4 separate regions of the Homo sapiens genome follow, and regions 1, 2 and 3 are each linked to region 4. A link is a contact called in ENCODE Hi-C or POLR2A ChIA-PET data. All regions are on one chromosome and are shown on one strand. The core of a region is the stretch at or near the end of the contact, and the rest is flanking DNA. Distances in the headings are between cores, read along the strand shown. Region 1 holds the start of DDX3X (DEAD-box helicase 3 X-linked). Region 2 holds the start of USP9X (ubiquitin specific peptidase 9 X-linked). Region 3 holds the start of TSPYL2 (TSPY like 2). Region 4 holds the start of CDK16 (cyclin dependent kinase 16).

What was found. Hi-C counts contacts between places; a loop is a spot of excess contacts on that map. ChIA-PET counts read pairs that join two places held with the same protein, here RNA polymerase II (POLR2A). Pooled maps may share reads with other maps.
Region 1: a loop to region 4 is called in a map of mammary epithelial cell, with 17 times the contacts of the local background. The contact joins the promoter of DDX3X here to the promoter of CDK16 in region 4. A Hi-C loop is called at or near these places in 3 of 168 maps with a recorded cell type or tissue (ascending aorta, gastrocnemius medialis and mammary epithelial cell), 2 of 37 single-sample maps with no recorded cell type and 12 of 50 pooled maps.
Region 2: a map of gastrocnemius medialis shows a loop between it and region 4 (13-fold over the local background). The contact joins the promoter of USP9X here to the promoter of CDK16 in region 4. A Hi-C loop is called at or near these places in 2 of 168 maps with a recorded cell type or tissue (gastrocnemius medialis and naive thymus-derived CD4-positive, alpha-beta T cell), 2 of 37 single-sample maps with no recorded cell type and 9 of 50 pooled maps.
Region 3: a loop to region 4 is called in a pooled map, with 16 times the contacts of the local background. The contact joins the promoter of TSPYL2 here to the promoter of CDK16 in region 4. A Hi-C loop is called at or near these places in 1 of 37 single-sample maps with no recorded cell type and 9 of 50 pooled maps. POLR2A ChIA-PET finds 5 or more read pairs at or near these places in 1 of 52 experiments (CD4-positive, alpha-beta memory T cell).

What each region holds. Positions count from the first base shown.
Region 1 is chrX:41,331,871-41,335,495 of GRCh38, forward strand. It overlaps DDX3X (DEAD-box helicase 3 X-linked), which reads left to right and starts at 2,292. Exons shown (of 17, transcript NM_001356.5): 1 at 2,292-2,427. The coding sequence starts at 2,383. RefSeq lists a silencer at 1,113-1,602 and an enhancer at 1,693-1,922.
Region 2 is chrX:41,083,710-41,086,870 of GRCh38, forward strand. It overlaps USP9X (ubiquitin specific peptidase 9 X-linked), which reads left to right and starts at 1,736. Exons shown (of 45, transcript NM_001039591.3): 1 at 1,736-2,400. RefSeq lists enhancers at 687-981, 731-1,270, 1,809-2,346 and silencers at 891-960, 1,391-1,770, 2,471-2,930.
Region 3 is chrX:53,080,825-53,084,019 of GRCh38, forward strand. TSPYL2 (TSPY like 2) reads left to right here and starts at 1,543. Exons shown (of 7, transcript NM_022117.4): 1 at 1,543-2,481. The coding sequence starts at 1,675. RefSeq lists silencers at 1,408-1,517, 1,788-1,837, 1,868-1,917.
Region 4 is chrX:47,216,911-47,220,417 of GRCh38, forward strand. CDK16 (cyclin dependent kinase 16) reads left to right here and starts at 1,771. Exons shown (of 16, transcript NM_006201.5): 1 at 1,771-2,195. LOC105373194 (a long non-coding RNA gene) reads right to left here and starts at 1,740. Exons shown (of 3, transcript XR_949047.4): 1 at 1,593-1,740; 2 at 96-224. RefSeq lists silencers at 1,105-1,214, 1,915-2,074, 2,095-2,204, 2,215-2,284 and enhancers at 1,405-1,524, 1,645-1,714, 1,858-2,497.

The sequences.
Region 1 (3,625 bases), core at 1,042-3,541, 5.9 Mb before region 4:
TAGTGGGCAGGAGCCAGGCACGCTAGGATGTTCTATGATGCTGGTCAGTCCCACAGAGCGAATAATTGAATCACTGGACACATGTCGGTGAAAAACTAGTTCATTATCATCTAAGCCTAGAACTAACACTGTTTTACATATGAACACAAAGTATCTTTGCCCAGTTTCCATATATCCTGAATTTTCCACAAATGCAGGTACTGTTTCAATTGAAGGAAGATTGTACTGTTTTATTTAAAAATTATTAATAGTTCATCATTTTGGAAAATGAGGTTCCTAGTAGCAATGCTGCTCATGGAACTTGAGTTGTGAAATCAACACACCTTTCCAGTTTGCATTTGTGGCTCTACTGGGCAAGTGTCTTCCCACCAGTTAGTGTAGCTGTGCGGCGGCATTTACATATTATAATACATTGTTTTATTATAATCATTTTGCTTTCGTTTGTTGACAGATCATGTTTTTTGAAATTGTGTTTGTAGGTTTACATAAACAATTTAGGTTTTGTTATTTCAGTATAGGTAAAGGGGGCGTTAGAAAATACTCGTTATGAAAAGGAGTTGGGTCTTTCACAGGGTTATGGAATGTAGCAGACTCCTTTTATAGATGAGCAAATTGAGACCCAAAGCCGTTAAACAACTTGCCCCCGACAGTGTGATATTCTCTCCCTATCTCGTTCGAATTTCCGTCTCGATTTTAAAAATTGAGAAGGGAGAGAAGTTATGTGTATAGTAAATTATGTGATGAGCACGAACTATTTGAATTCTGGCAGCAGAAGACCTTTTGTGGGGGTGGTGGAAACCACTGCGTTTTATTTAATTTCGTAGGGCTGAGGGTCAGAAGAGAGGGGAAAGCGGTCATAAGAAACTACGGATGTGCGGGCGCCGGCTCAAAGCCGGGAATCCACTAGTAAACACCTTCTTCTATTTAAGGGCCTGCGGCACCGAAGCCGGGACTTGGGGTGGCCTGCCTAGGAGGGAACCACAGGAAGAGGTTCCACCGACGGTAGAAACCCGGTTCCTCCTGTTCCTCATCCACCGCAGCGGCCTGAGAGTCACCCCGAGCCCAGGCCGGTAACCCCGCTGCAGCCCCTCCGGCAGGCCCAGGTTGCACCGGCTACAAACATTCCCGACACCCTTGGGCCCTAGAAGAGCCGTTCGCCACCCGCGGGGTCCCCGCAACGCCGGTGGTCACCGGCCCTAAGCCGCTGGGCGCCCCGCGGGAGGAAACTAGGGGCAAATGTAGCCCGCATTCCTGCGGAGAGCCGGGGTCCCGGGAGGGCGCGCCAGCGGCGGTTCCGGATCAGCGCGTGTCTGTCTCATTGTTCCCTCACCGCGGGGGGCGGGGGCGGAGGCGCGCGCGCACACGTCGGGGGGTTGGCCAGGAGGGGCCATTGTGTGTTTCTAGGCGGCGCCCCCGCTGCCTAGGCAACCGCGCAGGAAGGTGTCCGGCCACCTGCGCGCGCCGCCGGCTCCCCTCCATTTCCCCCCGACTCCCGCCCCGGTCACCATCCTACCCTCCTCCCTCCTCCTTTCCCCTTACTCCGCTCCCCTCTTTTCCCTCCCTCTCCTCCCCTTCCCTCTGTTCTCTCCTCCTCTTCCCCTCCCCTCCCCCGTCCGGAGCACTCTATATTCAAGCCACCGTTTCCTGCTTCACAAAATGGCCACCGCACGCGACACCTACGGTCACGTGGCCTGCCGCCCTCTCAGTTTCGGGAATCTGCCTAGCTCCCACTAAGGGGAGGCTACCCGCGGAAGAGCGAGGGCAGATTAGACCGGAGAAATCCCACCACATCTCCAAGCCCGGGAACTGAGAGAGGAAGAAGAGTGAAGGCCAGTGTTAGGAAAAAAAAAACAAAAACAAAAAAAACGAAAAACGAAAGCTGAGTGCATAGAGTTGGAAAGGGGAGCGAATGCGTAAGGTTGGAAAGGGGGGCGAAGAGGCCTAGGTTAACATTTTCAGGCGTCTTAGCCGGTGGAAAGCGGGAGACGCAAGTTCTCGCGAGATCTCGAGAACTCCGAGGCTGAGACTAGGGTTTTAGCGGAGAGCACGGGAAGTGTAGCTCGAGAGAACTGGGACAGCATTTCGCACCCTAAGCTCCAAGGCAGGACTGCTAGGGGCGACAGGACTAAGTAGGAAATCCCTTGAGCTTAGACCTGAGGGAGCGCGCAGTAGCCGGGCAGAAGTCGCCGCGACAGGGAATTGCGGTGTGAGAGGGAGGGCACACGTTGTACGTGCTGACGTAGCCGGCTTTCCAGCGGGTATATTAGATCCGTGGCCGCGCGGTGCGCTCCAGAGCCGCAGTTCTCCCGTGAGAGGGCCTTCGCGGTGGAACAAACACTCGCTTAGCAGCGGAAGACTCCGAGTTCTCGGTACTCTTCAGGGATGAGTCATGTGGCAGTGGAAAATGCGCTCGGGCTGGACCAGCAGGTGAGCCGCAAGAACCCCACCGGGCTGGCTGCTGCGTGAATTCCTCCCCTGACCTAACCTGGCTAATGGCGCAGCGCTAACCGGCACCCTTACTTTTCATTTTCTGGGTGCCCCGGGCTGGCGGGTGTGAGTGCCCCGGGGCTATAGAGGGATAGGAATGTTGGTTGGGGCTGTCGCCCGGGCCCGGTCTCGGCCCGCTGTATTGTCCCCGGGACGAGCACAATGGCGGCTTTTGTGTGTGCGTGCGCAGGCGGGCGGAGGGGGAGGAAGTGCGCGCGCTCTCGCGGGGACGCGCATGCGCGAATCCCGACTGATTAGTGACCTGGGGGGGTTTGCGGGAGTGCGCAGCGCGGCGGGACGCGACTGGAGGCCCTTTTGGCTTGGAGGGCTTCGGCCTTCACGGCTGGCGCAGCCTGGATTCCCGTCCGGAGGACCTGGCGGCACCCGGTGTTTGCGTGCCTGCGAGCAAGGGGTAGAACGCGGCCCAGGAATGTGGGAGGGGGCGGCCTTCGCTCGGGGTAATGGCGGCGGCCTCTTTTGTGTGGTGCTGGGCGGCGCTGTGGCTCACCTCCGGGAGACGGCGGGTCTCGGGCGGGCGAAGGCCTGGAAAGGAGGATGGAATGGGTTTCTTGTTTTTTCCCGGGTTCCTTCCGCTGGCTTTTTCGCTTCAGCCCAGGTTCCGCAGGGTCCGGGGGCCCTGCGCCGCAGCCGGGGAGGCTGCGTTTCCGGAGTGGAAAGTTTTGTGACGCAGAAGATTGGGGAGGAGTGGGGGAGGGGTGGGGGCGGGGAGGGGAGGCAGGAATTGGCCGCTGCGCGCTGGGCCCTGGAGATAGAGGTTGGACGTGGCGGGGAGGTTAGGGAGCCAGCGAGGCCCTTTCTCCTCCTTGCTTGCCCCAGATTGTCCCTGTGTGGTATGTTAGCCGGGAGTCCCGCGTTGTTTTTCTGGGGTGGAGGGGTCATCGCGGGTTGTGGTAGTGTCTTCGTGTTAGTGACTGTGATCCAGGAATCCGCCATTGGAAAAACACCCGGCTTAGGGGGGAAGTAAACAGTTTTGTTGTTGACTTGTTGCTATCTGTGGAGTAGAATCTTGCAATGGGTCCCAGGCCCCCGGGTTTTTTCTCTTAGCCAGAATCCCCTCTTCTAAGGGTTTAGGGGCAGAGGAGAGAAAGATGTGTGATTTGAGAGGAGAAGGTTATGG
Region 2 (3,161 bases), core at 486-2,985, 6.1 Mb before region 4:
GCAAATGATTCATGGAAATAATTATAAAAACAAGGTAACATATGCTAAGAGTTATTAGGGCTATGAATGATACATCTTGGATACCCTATTAGATAATTTGTGGTGAAAAATTTGTAAACAATCTTGTGCTAAATAGAGAAATGGTTTAAAAATTTAAGATACCAATAACTTGCTTTCACTGTCACCTACATTAGTTTGGTTCCATTTTTAACAGTCTTTTATTACAAACTGATATAATCATAGCATAACTAAATTCAACCCTCTTCTCTATAAAATAGATCTCGGTTTGTAGGGTTTTACTATGATTTTGCATGCCATTTGATGTCCACAGGTATTTTTTAAGTCAAAAGGAAATCTGTAAATTAGGAACTGTTAATTTCCTCTTCATTTGGGCATCCTAGGTAGACTGTACAGATTTGTTCCAAGCACCCCATTAATTTGAGATTAGCCTAAGTTTTTCCTATGCCCGCACTTTGGAATATAAACATGTAGAAAATAGTCCATGACACAGCGGATGGGTTCATAAGTTTCTTCCGGGTCCTAACACCGAATTGTGCTGATGATCTGGCAATGGAGGCTAATCTTGCCACATCAAGTACGGCCTATTCGCTAAGCCGTCTGGGGCACTTTATAATTTTTTTCTTTGCTGGTCTGTTTGAAGGGCTCCTATGGCCAAAAAGGTGGTCAGTCCCGTCAGCTAGGCTGTGAGGACGCCTAAACGCTTTGAGGACGCCTAAACGCTTTGAGGTAGTGATGATGCATGATCGTGTGAAAGAGTTTCTCAGAGCACCTCCCTCGCGGGGTGGGGAAAAGGACCTCACTCCCCACGCCCCCTCCTTCCGCTGCGGGAGATAGCCACACCTTCCCCCTATCGGCGCCAAGCAGGTGGCCAGGCCCTCGGGACCTCGCGCCCCCGCAGCCAGTGGCCCGGCCAGCTCGTGCGTCACGTGACGCGGGTCAGCTGCACCGCCGGGACCTCCAGGCACCGCGGCGGCGACCGCCCAGCGCGTGGTCTCGAGATCTCATCTTTCCGCGCCCCTCCCCCCACGGTCCCGGAAAAGGGGGAGGCCGGTGACGTCATCATCCGGGTTCTTGTCGGCGGGGCTACGGTTCACAATGGAACAAAAACAAGCGGCCCGAGTCAAACTATGAGCGACGCGGCTGCGGCTCACGCGATTAACCCTGTCGTGGCCACACACCCCGCCAGTCCCTGCCGCCCAGCCCCTCCCGAGTGGTGTGCCAGATCTTTTCGGGCCTCCCTTCCCCAACTTCGGTCCTAGAGCCACCTCTGCCCTCGTCCCGCTCCTGAGCCGAGGGGCATGGAACAGGATTTCTGGCCGTAGCACGACCCTGAAGGGGCCAGCCGGAAGAAACAGTACTGCGCGAACAATCTTTACCGCATTGTCTTCCCCTCCCCCACCCTAGCTCTCCGGGTTCCCGGCGGCTCGCGCCGAAGCCCGGCCCCCTCAGCGGCTCGCGCTGCTCTCCCAGCCTTGACGGCCCGGGGTGGAGGGAGAGAAGAGGGGGCAGCTGAGCGGGAGGGGGCTGGGCAGGAGCAGGGGGAGGGCCGAAAGGAGGGGCCTGAAAGGGGCGGGCCCTGACGGGGGCGGAGAACTTCGGGTCTTGGGCGGCTCTGGGGCTAGTGGGAGTCTGCGCCGCCGCCGCCGCCGCCACCGCTGCTGCCGCCGTCGCCGCTACCGCCGCCGCCACTGGCCGAGCGGTTTTTTTTTTTTTGGTTTGCCGGATCCGCCATATTGACGAGGACGGGCATCCGCGGCTGCGGACGCTAGTCTCCGCCGCCGCCGGAGCCGCAACCTCTCCGCACCCGGCCCCGTCAGGGCCTCTGTCGCGCCTAGCCCCTCCCCGCCTTACACAGCTCCCGGGCCTCGCGGGAGCCCGCCGCCGCCGCCTCTCTCTCACGGGAGGCGGCCGCCTTAGCGCCCGGTGCTTGGGTCGGCGCCGGGAGCGAGGAGCGAGCTACTTCAAAGCCACCAGGCCTGGAGCGGGGACAGAGGCGGCGACTAGGGGAAGGTGAAGCCGTCGCTGCAGGAGGAGGAGCAGGAGGAGGTGACGCAGGAGAAACGCACCGCCCGGAGCCCGTCTGAGCTCAGCGAGAGCCCCAGCCTGAGGGGAGAAGGGGAAGAGGGCCGTCGCCGGCCAAGGAGGAGGAGGAGGCGGGCGCGGCGAGGAGCGAGTTCCGGCGCCGGTGTGCAGCCTTTTGGTTGAGACGCCCGCAGCCCCGAGCCCGGCCGCCGCAGCCTTTCGATACACTTTGTTGCCGGTCACCCCCGGGCCTGGGATGCACCCAGGGTAGGTCTCGTCCCGGGACCGAGCCCCACCGTCGCCTGGTGCCTCCCGCCTCCGTGTGCCCTGGTTGTGAGAAGACGTCTGTGTCGTGCGGTGAGTGGCCAGCTGCACTGGGGCGACGCTCTTTCCCGGGGCCAACAGCTGGATGTGGGTGAGGGGAGGAGGGCGAGGGGGGTGTGCGTGTGTGCGAGCCTCTTCCCTCGGCGGCTGCCGGCCAGGCTGGGGCTTCCCCGTTCCCCCTCCTCCGGCCCGGGCTGGGCGGGCGCGCGGGCCCGTGTTGTGTGTGGAGCCGGTGTCCCGAGAGCGTGTCTGTGTGTTTTGGACTGTAAGGGAAAATGGCTGACGGCTCCGTCCCTCCCCCTCCTCCCCCTTCCCGTCCTGTCTGGGGCCGAGTAGGAGGATGGAGTCTCCGGGCGTGGCGGGCAGCCCCCCCGCCGTCCGCACCCGGGGGCCGGGTCGGTTTGGGGGCTGGCCGCCCCCCGCCCGGCGGCCGCTTTCCTACCCGGTCTGGTTCCACTTGACACCAAACGCCATTACTGAGGTGGAGTGATTTGGAGCTGGGGAGCTAGGCCTCGGCTACGCCTGGCTATCAGGCCTGACGACTTGTCCGCCTCCCCCCACCCTCCCGCGATAACCCGCAGTTTCTCCCCGGCCCTGGGCTCCTGGAGTGGGAGCTGGGTTATCGGCCTCCTACACCTCCTTCGCCCCGCTTTATTTGCAGAGGGCCAAAGCCGTGAAAGGGGTTTTTGAATGCAGAAATCGCTTCCAAGCTAGCTTGGACCTATTACCTTTCTATTTTTAACTGTTTCTGCAAATATTAGCATGTGCGAGTTTGGTAGTGATCAGGTCTTCAG
Region 3 (3,195 bases), core at 293-2,792, 5.9 Mb after region 4:
AATTTAGGGGAGAGAAAACTGAAGCTCAGAGAGGGGCAGTGATTTGGTTAAGGTTACAAAATGAGGGGCACACCCATGATGTGAATCCCAGCACCAAAGCCAGCCCTCCACCACCATGCCTCACAAAAGACCATCCATCTCTGGTTTAAAAAGAAAAATCTTAAAATACAGCATACACTGGGGAAAGGGAGAGGAAAGGATGGAAAGGGGGAGAAATGAAGAGACAGAAAGTGCTAGAAAATTCTAGCAGATGAGCTGAATCACAATCATTTTTATGACGCAGAGGAAGTTACTTTTTTGTGTGTGTGATTATTATTTGTAGAGCCATTTTGCGGAGATGGAAAACGCCACGTCAAAACCTGGCCCCCAAACCAAACACCCTGGGTGCCTAAATTGCAGGCGCAGGCGGTAGGGCAGCCCGAGCCCCCGAGGAGCTACAGCAGAGTTCACCCAGGGGGCAAACGTGGGGGGTGGGGGAAGGGGCAGAAGTGGAAGGTAGGAAAAGAGGCAGAAGCGGGGGGGCGGGGGGCAGGGGTTGTGTGAGGGAAGGGGCAGAAGTTGGGGGATAGGGGAAGGGCAGAAGCGGAGGGCGGGAGGGTGAGGGAAGGGGCAGAAGTGGGGTTGGGGGGTGAAGGAAGGGGCAGAAGTTGGGGGATAGGGGAAGGGGCAGAAGTGGGGGTGAGGGAAGAGACAGTTGGGGGATGGGGGTCAGAAGCAGGGAATGCGGGAAGGGGCAGAAGGGGGGGTGAGGGAAGGGGCAGAAGCGGGGGAGGAAGGGGCAGAAGCGGGGGGTGAAGGGGCAGAAGCGGGGGTGGGGTGGGGGAAGGGGCCGAAGCGGGGGATGGGGGAAGGGGCAGAAACGGGGGGTGGGGGAAGGGACAGAAACGGGGAGTGGAGGAAGGGGCAGAAGCGGGGATGGAAAAAGGGGCAGCAGTGGGGGATGGGAGAAGGGGCAGAAGCGGGGGTGGGAGAAGGGGCAGGAGCTGGGATGGGGGAAGGGGCAGGACCCGGGATGGGGGAAGGGGCAGAAGCGGGGGTGGGGGAAGGAGCTGAAGGAAATGGGGGAAGGGGCAGATTTTAAAAGTGCGTAGTTGCTGAGGGGAGGGGGGCGGGGGGAACGATAACGAGGCTCTTCCAATTTCATGTGAGCACATCCTGCTCAGCGCCTGCGTTTGTTTTTCGTCTCGTTTTTTGGTCTTCAGAACCACTGGTACTTTTCCCATTGGATAAAACGCTGAGAGGGTGAGGGAGAGGGGCTTCTTCCCCAGCTTTCCTCGCAGCCAATCGCCCTGCAGTTTCCCTCCCGTCGCTGAGGGAGTCAGCCCGTTGATTGGCGGGCCCGAGGGGAGCCAATCGGAAACTGATGATGTGTGGTGTTGGCAAGCGGATTGCGTGAGAGCGGGCAGGGGTCGCGGGAGCGCGATCGCCGCCGCGGCGGCCGGCAGCCAATGGCCAGGCCGAGCGGACCCCTGCGTCAGGAGTGGGCGGGGCTTCGGCGATTGGCGCGGAGGGAGTAGAGCGGGCGCTGTGGGAGGGAACGCCAGAGCGAGGTGGTGAGGAGAGCTGGTTGCGTGAGTCTCCTCAGCTCTGCTTACCGGTGCGACTAGCGGCAGCGACGCGGCTAAAAGCGAAGGGGCGAGTGCGAGTCCCCTGAGCTGTACGAACGCGGTCGCCATGGACCGCCCAGATGAGGGGCCTCCGGCCAAGACCCGCCGCCTGAGCAGCTCCGAGTCTCCACAGCGCGACCCGCCCCCGCCGCCGCCGCCGCCGCCGCTCCTCCGACTGCCGCTGCCTCCACCCCAGCAGCGCCCGAGGCTCCAGGAGGAAACGGAGGCGGCACAGGTGCTGGCCGATATGAGGGGGGTGGGACTGGGCCCCGCGCTGCCCCCGCCGCCTCCCTATGTCATTCTCGAGGAGGGGGGGATCCGCGCATACTTCACGCTCGGTGCTGAGTGTCCCGGCTGGGATTCTACCATCGAGTCGGGGTATGGGGAGGCGCCCCCGCCCACGGAGAGCCTGGAAGCACTCCCCACTCCTGAGGCCTCGGGGGGGAGCCTGGAAATCGATTTTCAGGTTGTACAGTCGAGCAGTTTTGGTGGAGAGGGGGCCCTAGAAACCTGTAGCGCAGTGGGGTGGGCGCCCCAGAGGTTAGTTGACCCGAAGAGCAAGGAAGAGGCGATCATCATAGTGGAGGATGAGGATGAGGATGAGCGGGAGAGTATGAGGAGCAGCAGGAGGCGGCGGCGGCGGCGGAGGAGGAAGCAGAGGAAGGTGAAGAGGGAAAGCAGAGAGAGAAATGCCGAGAGGATGGAGAGCATCCTGCAGGCACTGGAGGATATTCAGCTGGATCTGGAGGCAGTGAACATCAAGGCAGGCAAAGCCTTCCTGCGTCTCAAGCGCAAGTTCATCCAGATGCGAAGACCCTTCCTGGAGCGCAGAGACCTCATCATCCAGCATATCCCAGGCTTCTGGGTCAAAGCAGTATCCTTCTAATCGATACTCCGTAGGTCAGAAGCCCGTGACAGGAAAGGGGAAGGTGGGGGAGGGACAGAAAAGGTAAAGCGGGTGGAGGAGAGCCAGAGGTGGGCATGATCCCCCTATCGGAAGACGGACTAGACTGGGTGGAAGAGGGATGGAAGGAGGAGGGCAAAACAGCAGAGAAGCTGGACTGGAGATGATGAAGGGTGGTGGAGGGGGGGCGGACATAAAAACTGGACCACAGATGGGAAAGGGGGAAGAGGAGGAACATAGCATTAAAAAAAGGATCACAGATGATAAAAAGGGGGAGGGTAGTAAAGGGGCACACAGCAAAAAAATTGGACCAGAGATGGTGAAAGGAGGAGGGGAGGGGCACGTAGAAGATGAACTGACTCAGAGACCTTGAAGAGGGAGGGGAATGGCACACAGCAGAGAAACTGCCCAGAAAGGGTGCTTGAGCCATACAAGGCTCTGTAAACCTAGATTTTTGCTTAAGATACTAGGAGACCCCAATCCTGGCTGGAGTGCCTTGCATTGGAGGGAGGGGGGCTGGAGCCCCTGAAAGATCAAGAGAGGGAGTGTCTAGGTATAGAGAAAAAGGAGTTAAATGAAGGAAAGGGGAGAGTAGACACATACACATACATGTAACATGTTAGGAACATGAGTCGAACATCCTAATAGAATTATGTGGATACAGACCCTTAGCCCTCATATGAA
Region 4 (3,507 bases), core at 521-3,020:
CAGTGGATAAAACAAAGATCCCTGTCCTCTTGGGGTTTTACGTTCTGCTAGGTTGACACCCAGAATAGATTATAAACACAGTAAGCAAATTGTACCTTAGAAGTTGATCAGTGCTCTTCAAAAGGCGAGGAATAGAGCCCGATCTGGGGATCTGGAATGATGGCAGTGCAGGTAGGAATTTTTAAATCGGAAAGGCTTCATGGAGATGACTTTGAAGCAAGCACCTGGAAGAAGTGAGAGAATGAGGCACGTGGATGTGGGCCAGCAGCATTCCAGGCAAAGGGAACCACAGCAAATGCAAAACCCCTGAGGCTGGATTGTGCCCGTTTCACTCAAACAGCTAGAAAGAGCGCTAGTATGGTGGCAGTGAGTCAGGGGAAGAAGAGGAAGAGATGAGGTCAGAGAAGTGATGAGCCTGTTCTATGCCAAGGCGAGGACTTTTATCTTTGTCAAATATTTCCACTCCCATCATGGCCCGGGAAATCTCACTAATGTAAACCTTACTGAAAATCCTAACTGCTGTGATCAAGGCTGCCATAAAGGGAAGCCCGGAAGAGGCGGGGAGGCTGCCTTGGAACAGGGTAGTGTAAGGATGTGCCAGAAGGCCTGCTGGAGGTTGCAGCCCTTTGAGCTGGACTTGGGGATAGTGTGGTTTTCCAGGCAGAAGGAAGTGAAGGATTAGGTCGGCCTGGTAGTACTTGGCACACAACATGCGCCCAATAAATAAAATGGAAATAAAACCGCGGAGTGTTCTACTTGTGTTGACTGACATCAAAACAAAACAAAAAACCCTCAGAGTGAGGGGAGGCACGGGAGGGGCTGTGCCGGGCAAGAGAGGTGGCAGGAAAATCCAACGCACGGCGCCTATGCAAATACTCGTGTGAGGCAGAAAAGAGGCTCCGCCCCGCTCGAAGTTCCAAGCATGCGCAGTAGCGGCTCCTGCGCCTCTAAGGATCCGCCTCTTTCCTTCTTTCTCAGCCTGGGTTCCACCCCGGGAGGCCCGCTGTATGAGATGGAGGGCGGGCTAAAGGCGGGACGAGACTCGATTGAGCGCAATTATGACCAATCACCTTGCGGAATATTCGGCCTATAGCGAAGGAGGAGCTCAGAACAAAAAGGAGACCCCACCCCCGCCGACGGTGAAAACCTATGAAACCTGGGCGGAGGCGTGCGGAGTCGGGTAGAGAGCGAAATCACGCCTCTTCAGTCAGCCACGCCCTTTATTCTTGCTCGGCCTCGCCACAGAGAGCAAATCAGATTGGCTGGGCGACAACCTCAAAGGGCGGGGCTGCACACGTTCACTACGGGAATGAGGTAGCGGTGGAGGGGGCAGTTGGGCGGGGATAGGCCGTCCTAGCTAAGGTGGTAAAGGCCAATAACTCTTCAGGCTGCCTCTCCTCGAAAAGTCATCTTCTCGCGAACCTTTAAAATGCCTTCCTCCCCAAGCACCTCAAGGGACTAGAACTGAGTGCTTCATTTGTCTTTTTTCCTCCTTGCAAAAGTCCCGTTTGCCACCATGGGGATGTACCAAGTGAGACCGAGTAGGGGGAACGAGTGGTGATTGACGCGCCAGGTTACTGGCCACTGCTCACCTAGGCGCTAGCAAACTTCTGCCAAGATCGGAACTGAGTACTAAACAGCCTCCACAGTTCTCCCTGGTGCCGTCTCCGGCTTGGCGCCGCATCCTCCTCTGGGCTCGCGATGGCCGCGTCCCCTCCCGCTGCGGACGGGTCCTTTGGTACATGCAGTCCGAGGTGAGTCCCCTCCTTTCCACTTCACCCTTCCGAGCGCCTGCGTGCGCATGCGCGGAGCGCGGCGCGCGCGGCGGTTGGGCCGTTGGCTGTTCGGCCCTGGGATCCGCCGCCACTCCGCGATCAGACCGCTCTGTGCCGCGAGCCGCCGTGAGCACTCGGATTCAAGCCGGCGCCAACGAGTCCGGGGGCATCGCCCGCAGCGGCCAAGCTCATGGCCGGCTGAGCGGGACGCCGCCTCCGCCTCAGCCACCGCCGCCGCCGCCGCCTCCTCCTCCTCAGCCGGCGGCGGCCCGGGCCCAGCAACCATGGCTGAAGACTACTGGGACGGGCGCCTGCGGCGAACAGGAGGAGAAGGAGGTCGCGCGGCCTCATCCCGGGCCGCCGCCCCAGGCGCCGCCGCGCCGGCCCCGCGGCTCTGAGGTTGCTCGCGCGCCCCCGCCGGTGAGCGCGTCCCCGAGGCGTGGAGGCTGCCCCTCCTCCTTCAGAACCCACCTCGGGCGGTGCCCAGGGGTCTGGGCTGCGGGGCTGGCAGGTGCCCCCACCCCCGGCGAATTTCCCAGAATGCACCGGGGCGGGGGGTCATTTGGGGCCTCCCTGACCTTGGCCCCGCCCTGGGCCTGTCCTGGGAGCTGGGGTTGGGTAGTGCTGTGGGTGCTAATGGGGACCTGGGGGAGTCAAAGGACCAAAGGGTGTGGAAATGGGTGACAATGGGGTGAAAGACTTGGGGGGGTTGCTGATGGGGGTCGGAGCATGTGGCAGTAAGCCTCACGCCAATAAGTCGTGTAAGGTTCAAGGCCCCGTGTGTGCTTGTGGAAGGAGGGCGGGGTGCGGAGCGGGTGAGGGACCCGAGGGTGTATAACGGGGGGTAGGGTGTCGAGGAAGTTCTAAGACATGCTCATAGGGATTATGTCCGCAGAGAGGCCCGGTGTGTGTTCATGGGGGACAGGGTGGCACAGGTACCAGAACGTGTGTTGGTGGGGTCAGGGCTCTGAGGCCTGGTGCGTGGCGATGAGGCCCTGGATGGTGTTAATACTGCGTGTCTGTCCGTGGGGCCTGCAGTGTGTGAGAATGCAGTGTGTGCTTGTGGAGGGCAGGTAGCTGAAGGACTCGAGTGTGGTGTGTGCGCCAGTGGGGGTCATGGCTGTAGAGGGTGTATGCCTGTGGCCTCGAAGGTCTAGGTAGTTTGGGACCCAGTATATGCTAATGAGGGCAGAGTGGAGGAAGGACCTGAGGGTATCTAACGGAGGAAGGACTGTGGAATACCTGAGCCTGGCCTAAAGGAGATGAGAATTGCGTGTCTGTCTGGGCCCAGGAAGGAGTGGTGGGGAAGTGTCTTAGCACTGTCAGAGGCTTAGTGGACGAAGGGTAAAGGTGATGTGAGGTGTGAGTGTGTCCATGGACACAGGGAATGTGAGTCTCGAGGGCACACTAGGAAGGAGCAGGGTAATAGAAGTACTGGTGGTTGCTAATGTGGGTTTAGAGACATAGAGGCACTTCAATGTGTGCCATTTCGAGAGTCAGCTGTGTGAAGTCTGGAATATGCTAATAAGCATCAGAACCTTGTGAAGATTGTGCCCTTGTGTCCGCGGAGGACCAGAGTATGTTGAGGTTCCAGGGGGTGCTACTCGGGGGTAGGGCTGCGGAGGGGATCTAGTGTGTAATAAGGGGGATCAGGGCTTTCATGAAGGGATCTAAGTGTGAACCAACAAGGATTATATCTGTGGAGATATCTCTGAGCAGAGAGCAATAGAGG